Regions from separate parts of the Mus musculus genome. Here region 1 is linked to region 2. The links are chromatin loops, found by intact Hi-C in ENCODE. Cell type or tissue: left cerebral cortex. All regions are shown on one strand. Each heading gives the region's core, and the rest is flanking DNA. Links, peaks and the distances in the headings are about the cores only.

The links. Hi-C counts contacts between places; a loop is a spot of excess contacts. Peaks named below come from ENCODE experiments on the same cell type or tissue, not always from the same donor. Only the 100,000 strongest peaks of a DNase experiment are listed, where the experiment ranks them.
Region 1: a loop joins it to region 2, with 22 times the contacts of the local background. A loop is called at or near these places in 2 of 42 quality-filtered maps.

What each region holds. Positions count from the first base shown.
Region 1 is chr8:27,286,585-27,291,974 of GRCm38, forward strand. No RefSeq gene overlaps it. Among named protein-coding and RNA genes, the nearest start is that of Eif4ebp1, 29 kb to the left of the region's middle. In left cerebral cortex, for the core only: no CTCF peak of the experiment used is centred there; a DNase peak (open chromatin) is centred at 3,116.
Region 2 is chr8:28,514,413-28,519,802 of GRCm38, forward strand. No RefSeq gene overlaps it. Among named protein-coding and RNA genes, the nearest start is that of Gm26795, 76 kb to the right of the region's middle. In left cerebral cortex, for the core only: no CTCF peak of the experiment used is centred there; no DNase peak of the experiment used is centred there.

The DNA of each region.
Region 1 (5,390 bases), core at 87-5,086, 1.2 Mb before region 2:
GAGAATAATTGGGGGGCATGTTTAGAATACACTGGATAGAAGTTATGGAAATTATCAAAAATAAAACCGGGAAATTAACAAGTGTCACTTTCAGTGGGGAACGAACGTGACTCAGTAGTACATCATTCTAGACCCTGGCATTGTGTCCCAAACCCAGACCTTTGCTTGCCCTTGTTCTATTTTTTGATAGTCCAGCTCACACATTTGAGGGGTCACAGGTTTAATATATACATATATACACATATACATATATATAGGCATATATATATATACACCTCAATTTATCTATGTATCTATATATGTATCTATGTATCTATCTATCTTTCTGTCTATCTATCTATCTATCTATCTATCTATCTATCTATCTATCTATCATCTATCTACCTATATCCTATTTGGGTTAAAGAAAAAATTAGACCTTAACAAATTGAGAAATTTTTGCAAAGAAAATGAGACAGTGAGCAGAATAGGAGAGAAAAAAGGCTTCTAACTGTTCTTCTGACAGAAAGTTAATTTCAGGAATGCATAAATACAAAGAATGGTTGGAGAGCTGGTTCAGCTGAGACAGGTAGGTGCCACCAAGGCTGATGGTCCAGCAGAAGTTATTCTCAGACAACACATGTGCCATGGCATAGCCCATAAATACCAAGAAGAATATACAGGAGATAACATCAACAAAAACACACCACCATCTATGAAGCTTCTCTTGCGGCAGAGTTCGTTACAGAAAACCACAGTTGGTCAAAATGCAGAGGGCAATGGGCTGTGAGGTGCCCCACACCAATCCATATATTTATAAACCACATATACACTCAAGGCGCAGAGAAACATTGTAGCAGAGGGGCTGGAAGACTGTAAGAGCCAGAGGACAGAGACAGCACAGAGGATCAGCTTGGAGATGGTGTCTCATGCATATACAGCAGGGAACCGGACCCAGGAAATCTCAACCCAAGTACCACCTAACCAACAACATCATTTGACATGCCAAAGTGGATGTGTGTGTGTGTGTGTGTGTGTGTGTGTGTGTGAAATCTCACAAGGCATTACCCTCGGAAGAAGAGTTATAGGCAATTCATGGTTGCTGAAAGAGGGAGAAGTATTTTTTCACCAGGGACAAGACTGCTGGCAGGTTAGCCAATCCCAAGAGGTCAGCCATATATGCCTACGTAACAATTATTATTAAAGAGAAACATGCTGTGTATTTGGAGCATGGGAAGAATTAGAGGGAGAAGGGGCAGTGGGTGGTGGTGGTGGTGAAGTAAAAACAATCCTTCCGTGTGAAATTCTAAAAAAAATCAATTATAATAGTAATAAAATGATACAAAATCAGCCCAACAGAAATGGTCAAGAGGAAAACGTGGTAATATGAATGAACAGATTTTTTTTTTGCTTTGTTTTTGCCCTAAACAACATACAATCATTGGTGAGAACTGAAGAGCCATGATCCATTGGAGGAAAAAAAAGGAGACTGCAAATCATACCATGATTGTTGGTTAAAATGCTTACTTGGGACAAACACTGAGGATTAATATGCTAAAAGTATATTGCTTTCAGAGAGGGGATATGTTACTTCAATTATGGTTGAAGCTAACCCTAGGAAATAAGCTACCCTGTGTGTAAGGTGAGTTAGAATCTGAGGGAAAAAGAGTCTGTCACCCAAGTCCCCGCCCCCACAATACAACAATCAAATCCTCTTTCAATAGAAAAATGATACAAGAATTTCCCTTTCAGTAATGCCGTCAAGATGAAAATTATAGCTTTTCCTGTAAAGGGAAAAGATGCTGACATCTGATAATCTCTGACTTCATGCTGGTTCTAGAAGGATTTGGTGAATGGATCCCATTTGAGAGAGCAATACAGAGCTATTGAACTGATCCTGAACTCACCACAGAGGACAGTAACCTTGGACCCTAGAGCAACAGAGGAAATTGCATGCCTTTCCTGTCAAACACATGATCCAAAAAGCTACACTAAAAGGTAAAATATTGACACAGTGCTCAAAGGAGGATATGGGAATTCCTTTGATAAGTGTCAACAATACAGTATCCCTGGGTTCAGAGCCTTGGACCTGTAGCTGGTGTACTAGGGGAGGTCTCCACCCAGATGACATTTCATAGTTCAAATGACAAGCAAGTATCCAGCTTTATAGACCTGTCGAAAACAGATAGATTTGCAGTTGGCTGAAGAGATGGTAGATTTATGCATTTAACAAACATAATGATGGCTTGAGGAATACAGAAGATTTCTTTGTACTAAAATATATTGAGTTGGGCCTGGTGGCACATGCACTCAGGACACCGAGGGAGATGAGTCTCTGTGAGTTCGAGGCCAGCCTGGTCTATAGAGAAGATTCCAGGACAGCTGGGACTGCACAGAAAAACCCTGTAAAAATATCCATTTGTCTGTCTGTCTATCTGCCTGTCTGTCTGCCTGTCTGCCTGTCTGTCTGTCTGTTTGTCGTCTATCTATCTATCTATCTATCTATCTATCTATCTATCTATCTATCTATCTTTCTCTCTGTCTCTCTATCTCTCTATCTATCCATTTATATCCATCCATATATGTGTCTGTCTGTCTATCTATCTATCTATCTATCTATCTATCTATCTATCTATCTATCAGTCTGTCTTATGTCTATCTTACAAAATAGTGGGTTTCTTCATGTCATCATGATGTGTGTATGTCACTCACTGTGACCATAGCCACCAGCAGCTTTCTGACACATCCTTTAGGAAAGAGGGTAGGTAATAGAAACAGAAACAGAACAGCAGGATATTAACAGTGTCCATTTCTAGTGTTCTCTGCTTTTTGTTATTTAGTTAGCCCAGACCAGACTGTGGAGCAGTGTATTTAAATGCCACATATTTTAAGGATGGGAACTTCAAATCTGTATTTACCATATTGACTTTTAAATTATCAGTTCTGGGAAGTTTGAGTGGACATACACATGATAGGCAGCCATAACCCTTACTGTGTGGCTCAAGTTCTCGCCTGCTCTTCTCACACATGGAGAGAGCCATTTGTAGCTGTCTATCTCTTGGTTACCACTCCCAGACAGCCCCTTGGCCAACCTCAAGAGCCATCTCGAGCAGGCTCTCTGCTCATCTCTGCAGCTCTGAGTTGCAGCTGGGTGCTATGTAGGCTGCATCTGTGCTTTCTGTGGATGAGTCAGTTCTTTTCTCTGGAGGCAGCAGTCCCTGATGTTGTAGACATTCCCACTGCTGTTAATCTCTGGAACTCCAATGGAGAGACTATAGAAATCTAACTACACACTAAGTGGCCAGGAAGACACTCAGAGAAAGGCAAAGAATGCCCTCATTTCTAGATAGCAAAGTAACTGTATCACCCTTCATCAAGGTACTCACCCTGCTTCAGGTGCTGTGGGTCAGGGTGATCAGGAGACTTATGGACTATCTCCCATTACACGTATGCAATTCATCAGAAAATAGAACTATACCAAAAGCATTATATAAGGAGGTGGTAATGTAGCCTGAATCCAAAGAGGTGGACATTTGTGTGAGTGTTGATGGAAGTGGAAACTGAGAAAATTAGTCATGTGACAGATTTAGAGATCACTTCTCCCAATTTACTAGGTCCAGCTCTTGATTTGTAACCATGGTTATTAATATATGAGCACAGGGCAGGGAGTCTATGCTGATGGCAGGACATAGACTTTAACCATTTCCTACAACATATCTCATGAACAAAAAAATGGCAAGTACATGCTGATGAAAGTCTAAGAATGTTTGTGATAAAAAAACAAGTCGGCCCCTGATGACCATGTACGTTGAAGTCCCACAAGAAGTATTCTTGAATGGCTAAGATCAAAAATTCAGGTGACAGCAGATGCTGGCGTGGATGTGGAGAAAGAGGAACACTCCTCCATTGTTGGTGGGATTGCAGGCTTGTACAACCACTATGGAAATCAGTCTGACGGTTCCTCAGAAAACTGGACATAGTACTACCAGAGGATCCAGCAATACCTCTCCTGGGCATATATCCAGAAGATGCCCCAACTGGTAAGAAGGACACATGCTCCACTATGTTCATAGCAGCCTTATTTATAATAGCCAGAAGCTGGAAGGAACCCAGATACCCCTCAACAGAGGAATGGATACAGAAAATGTGGTACATCTACACAATGGAGTACTACTCAGCTATTAAAAAGAATGAATTTATGAAATTCCTAGCCAAATGGATGGACCTGGAGGGCATCATCCTGAGTGAGGTAACACATTCACAAAGGAACTCACACAATATGTACTCACTGATAAGTGGATATTAGCCCAAAACCTAAGATACCCAAGATATAAGATACAATTTCCTAAACACATGAAACTCAAGAAAAATGAAGACTGAAGTGTGGACACTATGCCCCTCCTTAGAAGTGGGAACAAAACACCCTTGGAAGGAGTTACAGAGACAAAGTTTGGAGCTGAGATAAAAGGATGGACCATGTAGACACTAGCATATCCGGGGATCCATCCCATAATCAGCTTCCAAATGCTGACACCATTGCATACACTAGCAAGATTATGCTGAAAGGACCCTGATATAGCTGTCTCTTGTCAGAGTATGCCTGGGCCTAGCAAACATAGAAGTGGATGCTCACAGTCGGCTATTGGATGGATCACATGGCCCCCAATGAAGGAGCTAGAGAAAGTACCAAAGAAGCTAAAGAGATCTGCAACCCTATAGGTGGAACAACATTATGAACTAACCAGTACCCCGGAGCTCTTGACTCTAGCTGCATATGCATCAAAAGATGGCCTAGTCGGCCATCACTGGAAAGAGAGGCCCATTGGACTTGCAAACTTTATATGCCCCAGTACAGGGGAACGCCAGGGCCATAAAGGGGGACTGGGTGGGTAGGGGAGAGGGGGTGGGTGGCTATGGGGGACTTTTGGTATAGCATTGCAAATGTAAATGAGCGAAATACCTAATAAAAAATGGAAAAAAAAAGATAGAAAAAAAAAAAAAGAAGTATTCTTGAATCCGTTGTAGTGAGCACATCCTTCCTGTATGTGCCATAAACTCTTGGCTCATCTGGTCTGAGGATCATTTACTGAGAAGGGGCCAGAGTATTTAGCATTCTAACCTATGACTGGATTTGAACAAAGTGAAAGAGAGAAAAAGTGAAAGCTGTGCTCCGTGATGCATTGTTACTGAGGGTGAGGTCTGGAGTCAGCCTATGCTTCCAGAGTCAATATACACTTCAGCCTAAAGGATGATGAGATGTGTAGTCTTGGTTGTCAAGTTGATTGGATTTGGAATCAAGCAGTCGAGAGGCTTGTCGGGTGAGGATGCTTTAGGTAGTTTCTGGAGGAGCTGGCTGAACAGGGAAGACCTCTCCCAGAGACCCCGGGTGGAGGTACCTGGTTACAAGGAGG
Region 2 (5,390 bases), core at 141-5,140:
CACCACCTCCAACAAGGGCACACCTGTCCTGTCCAGCAGGACCTAGTTATTCCATGGGTGGAGGAGGACCAAGGCCTGCGAGAGAAGCAGGCAGAGGAAGGGGAGGGAGACCAAGCAAAGAGTTGTCAAGGTCTGCTTAATAAAGGCTCAGAGCCAGGTTACAAGCACACAGTGAGAGAAAATAGGGAGGGGTTGAGGGGGCATACAGAGAAAGGGATGGGCATCTGGGGCAGATGCTGATTACAGGCTTCTTCCAGCTTATCTTGGAATGTCGGCCCTAAAACGGTCCCGGGCAGCCTTCAAACATTCTGCAGTTTATCTTGGAGTGCCTGTCCTGACTAAACAGTCCTTGGCACCAAATGGAGACATGAAGGAGGGAGTGAAGCTGGCAGTCCCAGGCCCCAGGTGGAGACAATGAAGGACGGGGTGACATAATTCCCTTCAAAGGGTCAGCTGGATCTTTAGGGTGAGAGTTACTGGTGGACCTAGTTTCCCACAGTTTGGTCTCTCACACCCTTGGTCTATAGGAAGACTACTATTTAAGTTCCATTAATAACTATTAAAGTTCTGTTAGTAAGTTGCTATGTTGAAAATGTTTTCCAACTGGATGAGTTCTCTAGTGGAGTCAGGGTCTTTAATGTATAGAATTATACCATTTGCAAATAAGAATACTTGAATTTATTTTTCTATGTGTGATTTTTTTGTTTGTTTTTTTGTTTTTCTCTTATATTATTTTGGTAAGACTTTAAGCAAAACCTTGAAAAGGAGTAGAGAGAGTTGGATATTTTTATTTTGCTCCTGAGGTTAGTGGGACTGCATCGTTTGTGTGTGTGTGTGTGTGTGTGTGTGTGTGTGTGTGTGTGTGTGTTTGTGTGAAATCTCACAAGGCATTACCCTCGGAAGAAGAGCTACAGGCAATTCATGGTTGCTGAAAGAGGGAGATATATTTTTTTTCACCAGGGACAAGACTGCTGGCAGGTTAGCCAATCCCAAGAGGTCAGCCATATATATGCCTATGTAACAATTATCATTAAAGAGAAAGATGTTGTACATTTGGAGCATGGGAAGAATTAGAGGGAGAAGGGGCAGGGGTTTCTGGTGGTGAAGTAAAAGCAATCCTACATGTGAAATCCTAAAAAAATCAATTAAAATAATAATTAAATGATACAAAATCAGACCAACAGAAATGGTTAAGAGAAAATCGTGGTAATATAAAAGAGCAGATTCTTTTTTTTTTTTTTTTTTTTTTTGCTTTATTTTTGCCCTAAACACCCTAAACAATATACAGTCATTGGTGAGAACTGAAGAGCCATGATCCATTAGAGAAAAAAAAAAAGCAGAATGCAAATCATACCATGATTGTTGGTTAAAATGCTTACTTGGGACAAACACTGAGAATTAATATGCTAAAAGTATATTGCTTTCAGAGAGGGGATATGTTACTTCAATGATAATTTCTCCCAGATTGCTTTAGTGCAGTTATTAAGTTGGTTGTAGCTAACCCTAGGAAATAGCCTACCCTGTGTGTAAGGTGAGTTAGAATCTGAGGGAAAAAAAGACTCTGTCACCCAAGTCCCCGCCCCCACAACCCAACAACCAAAACAGCTTTCAATATAAGAATGATACAAGAATTTCCATTTCAGTAATGTCATCAAGATGAAACATATAGCTTTTCATGTAAAGGGAAAAGATGCTGACATACGATAATCTCTGACTTCATGCTGGTACTAGAAGGATTTGGAGAATGGATCCCATTTGAGAGAGCAATACAGAGCTATTGAACTGATCCTGAACTCACCACAGAGGACAGTACCCTTGGACCCTAGAGCAACAGAGGAAATTGCATGCCTTTCCTGTCCACATATTATCCAAAAAGCTACACTAAAAGGTAAAATCTTTACACAGCGCTCAAAGGAGGATATGGGAATTCCTTTGATAAGTGTCAACAATACAGTATCCCTGGGTAGCTGGTCTACTAAGGGGAGGTCTGCAAAAAGATGACATTTTATAGTTCAAATGACAAGCAAGTATCCAGCTTTATAGACCTGACGAAAACAGATAGATTTGCAGTTGGCTGAAGAGATGGTAGATTTATGCATTTAACAAACACGATGATGGCTGGAGGAATACAGAAGATTTCTTTGTTCTAAAATATATTGAGTTGGGCCTGGTGGCACATGCACTCAGGACACGGAGGGAGATGATTCTCTGTGAGTTCGAGGCCAGCCTGGTCTACAGAGAAGATTCCAGGACAGCTGGGACTGCACAGAAAAACCCTGTATCAAAAAAAAAAAATCAATCTGTCTGTCTGTCTGCCTGTCTGCCTGACTGCCAGCCTGTCTGTCGTCTATCTATCTATCTATCTATCTATCTATCTATCTATCTATCTTTCTATCTATCTACCTATCATCTGTCTTACAAAATAATAGGTTTCTTCATGTCATCTTGATGTGTGCATGTCACACACTGTGACCATAGCCACCAGCAGCTTTCTGACACATGCTTTAGGAAAGAGGGTAGGAAATAGAAACAACAAACAGCATAGCAGGATATTAACAGTGTCCATTTCTAGTGTTCTCTGCTTTTTAGTTATTTAGTTAGCGCAGACCAGACTGTGAAGCAGTGTATTTAAATGCCACATATTTTAAAGATGGGAACTTCAAGTCTGTATTTACCATATTGACTTTTAAACTATCAGTTCTGGGAAGTTTGAGTGGCCACACACATGACAGGCAGCCAGAAACCTTATTGTGTGTCTCATGTTCTCGACTGCTATTCTCACACATGGAGATAGCCATTTGTAGCTGTCTATCTATCAGTTACCACTCCAGATAGCCCCTTGGTGGACCTCAAGAACCATCTCGAGCAGGCTCTCTACTCATCTCTGCAGCTCTGAGTTGCAGCTGGGTGCTATGTAGGCTGCATCTGTGCTTTCTGTGGAAGAGTCAGTTCTTTTCTCTGGAGGCAGCAGTCCCTGATGTTGTAGACTTTCCCACTGCTGTTAATCTCTGGAACTCCAATGGAGAGACTATAGAAATCTAACTACACACTAAGTGGCCAGGAAGACACTCAGAGAAAGGCAAAGAATGCCCTCATTTCTAGATAGCAAAGTAACTGTATCACCCTTCTTCAAGGTACTCATCCTGCTTCAGGTGCTGTGGGTCAGGGTGATCAGGAGACTTATGGACTGTCGCCCATCACATGTATGCAATTCATCAGAAAATAGAACTATAGCAAAAACCTTATAAAAGGAGGTGCTCATGTAACCTGAAGCCAAAGAGGTGGAAATTTGTGTGAGTGTCAATGGAAGAGGAAACTGTGGGAATTAATCATGTGACAGATTTAGAGATCGCTTCTCCCAATTTACTAGGTCCAGCTCTTGACTTGTAACCATGGCGAAGAAAATATGAGCACAGGACAGGGAGTCTATCCTGATGGCAGGACATAGACTTTAATGATTCCCTACAACACATCACATGAACAATAAAACGGCAAGTACATTGCTGATGAAAGTCTAAGAAGGTTTGGGATAAAAAATGAGGTGGCCCTGATGACCATGTACGTTGAAGTCCCACAAGAATTTTTCTTGAATCTGTTGTAGTGAGCACATCCTTCCTGTGTTTGCCATAAACTCCCGGCTCATCTGGTCTGAGGATCATTTACCAAGAAGGGGCCAGACTATTTAGCATCCTAACCTATGGCTGGATTTGAACAGAAGAGAACTAGAGAAAAAGGTCAAAGCTGTGTCCCGAGATGCATTGTTCATGAGGGTGAGGTCTGGAGTCATCCTTTGCTTCCAGAGTCAATTTTCACTTCAGCCTAAAGGATGATGAGATGTGTAGTCTTGGTTGTCAAGTTGATTGGACCTGGAATCAAGCAACAGAGAGGCTTGTCGGGTGAGGATGCTTTAGGTAGTTTCTGGAGGAGCCGGCTGAACAGGGAAGACCTCTTCCAGAGGCCCCGGGTGGAGGTACCTGGTTATAAGGAGGTTGGAGGGAAAAACTTTTACCTTTTCCTGGCCACCTCCCCCTCTTGTTGGCCAGTGAGCTTACTCTGTTGGTGCTTTAGTCTGACGTTTTCTGCTGAGATTGGGCTCCAGATTCCTGGTCTTTCAGTGTGGACTGAAGACCAGTGGCTTCCCAGGGATTCTCTAGACCTACAGTACTAGGTTGAAGTCCCCCAAGGAACCCCACTCCATGAACTGAGCAACTACTGGGTTCTCAGCCTTCCCAGTGTTCAGCCAGCCATTGTTGGACTATCCACTGTAAGCCAAGCTAATATGTACTCTTTATAAGCTACATCAATCTATCAGTTCTGTTTCTCTTGAGAATCCTGGTGAATACAGATTTGAAAGTGTTGCCTGGGGAAGAGCCATTAGCCTTTTTTTTTTCCTGGCTACAAGGTGTGAGCTTCTTCCTCTCATTACTCAGGCCTGCTAGAGTGAACTGGCAGCTCCTAAACATGGAGCCCCAAGAATATTCCTCCCTTTGTTTGTAAATGTAATGTTCTTTCTCACCTGCTTACCCGATGGCCATGGAAGAAATCCTCTACTGAAAGCCTTCTTTACTGACTTTACATATATGTGTCTGAGTCTCTCTCTTCTTTCTTCCACTAATACCTTCATGAAAGTTGGCATGACTGAATGCATTTCTGCTGTACCCTCAGTGCACTTAGCAGGATAATGCCTGGGTGGCTCATCACCTGCTTTTGTCTTAGCACTATATCAAGCCCCACAGCGATCAGATCCTTAAAGAAGCTGGGAATTTCATCAGCAAGACAGTTTTAGCATAGTATGGTCAGGTATACTGGGTGTGTCCTGAGGCAAGGCACATCGTGGAGACTGTAGTCTTCACTGACCTGGTATAGGGACTGGGGTTCGATAGAAAGCTCTGGAACAAAGCTAGCTTACACAGAACCTTCCACAAGGCTGACTGATTCTTTAGCAGTGGGGAGGTTGAAGTGTTGCAGGATGTAGGGTGTAGCTTTTGCTACTCTGCTTTAATGCACGCTTTGGGAACAGAACCATGCTACCAGCCCCTGCCCAAAGAGTACTGGATCCAAAAATGAAGAACAAAGACACACACATGTTGATCAGTTTCAATCTTCCTTATTGGCTCAATTGCTAGGCACCTCCAATCTACCGTGGCTATTGTGCCCTTTCTAATACTCTTAGCTTATCCCTCTCAGCCTGCACTAGCTTGTTACTTTTAGTCCTAGCTGGACACCCTAACCTCCCTCCTGGAGAAGCGGTGTGGGGCCACTCCATCTGAGATCGTACATGGCTGGTTGGCTTTTCTCCCTCTGAAGAATGGTGCAAATCTCCTTTCCCCTCTCCCTGGGTCTGCTAGATCACCTGTGTGGATCCAGAAGTCCTACCTCTTCCTTCTTCC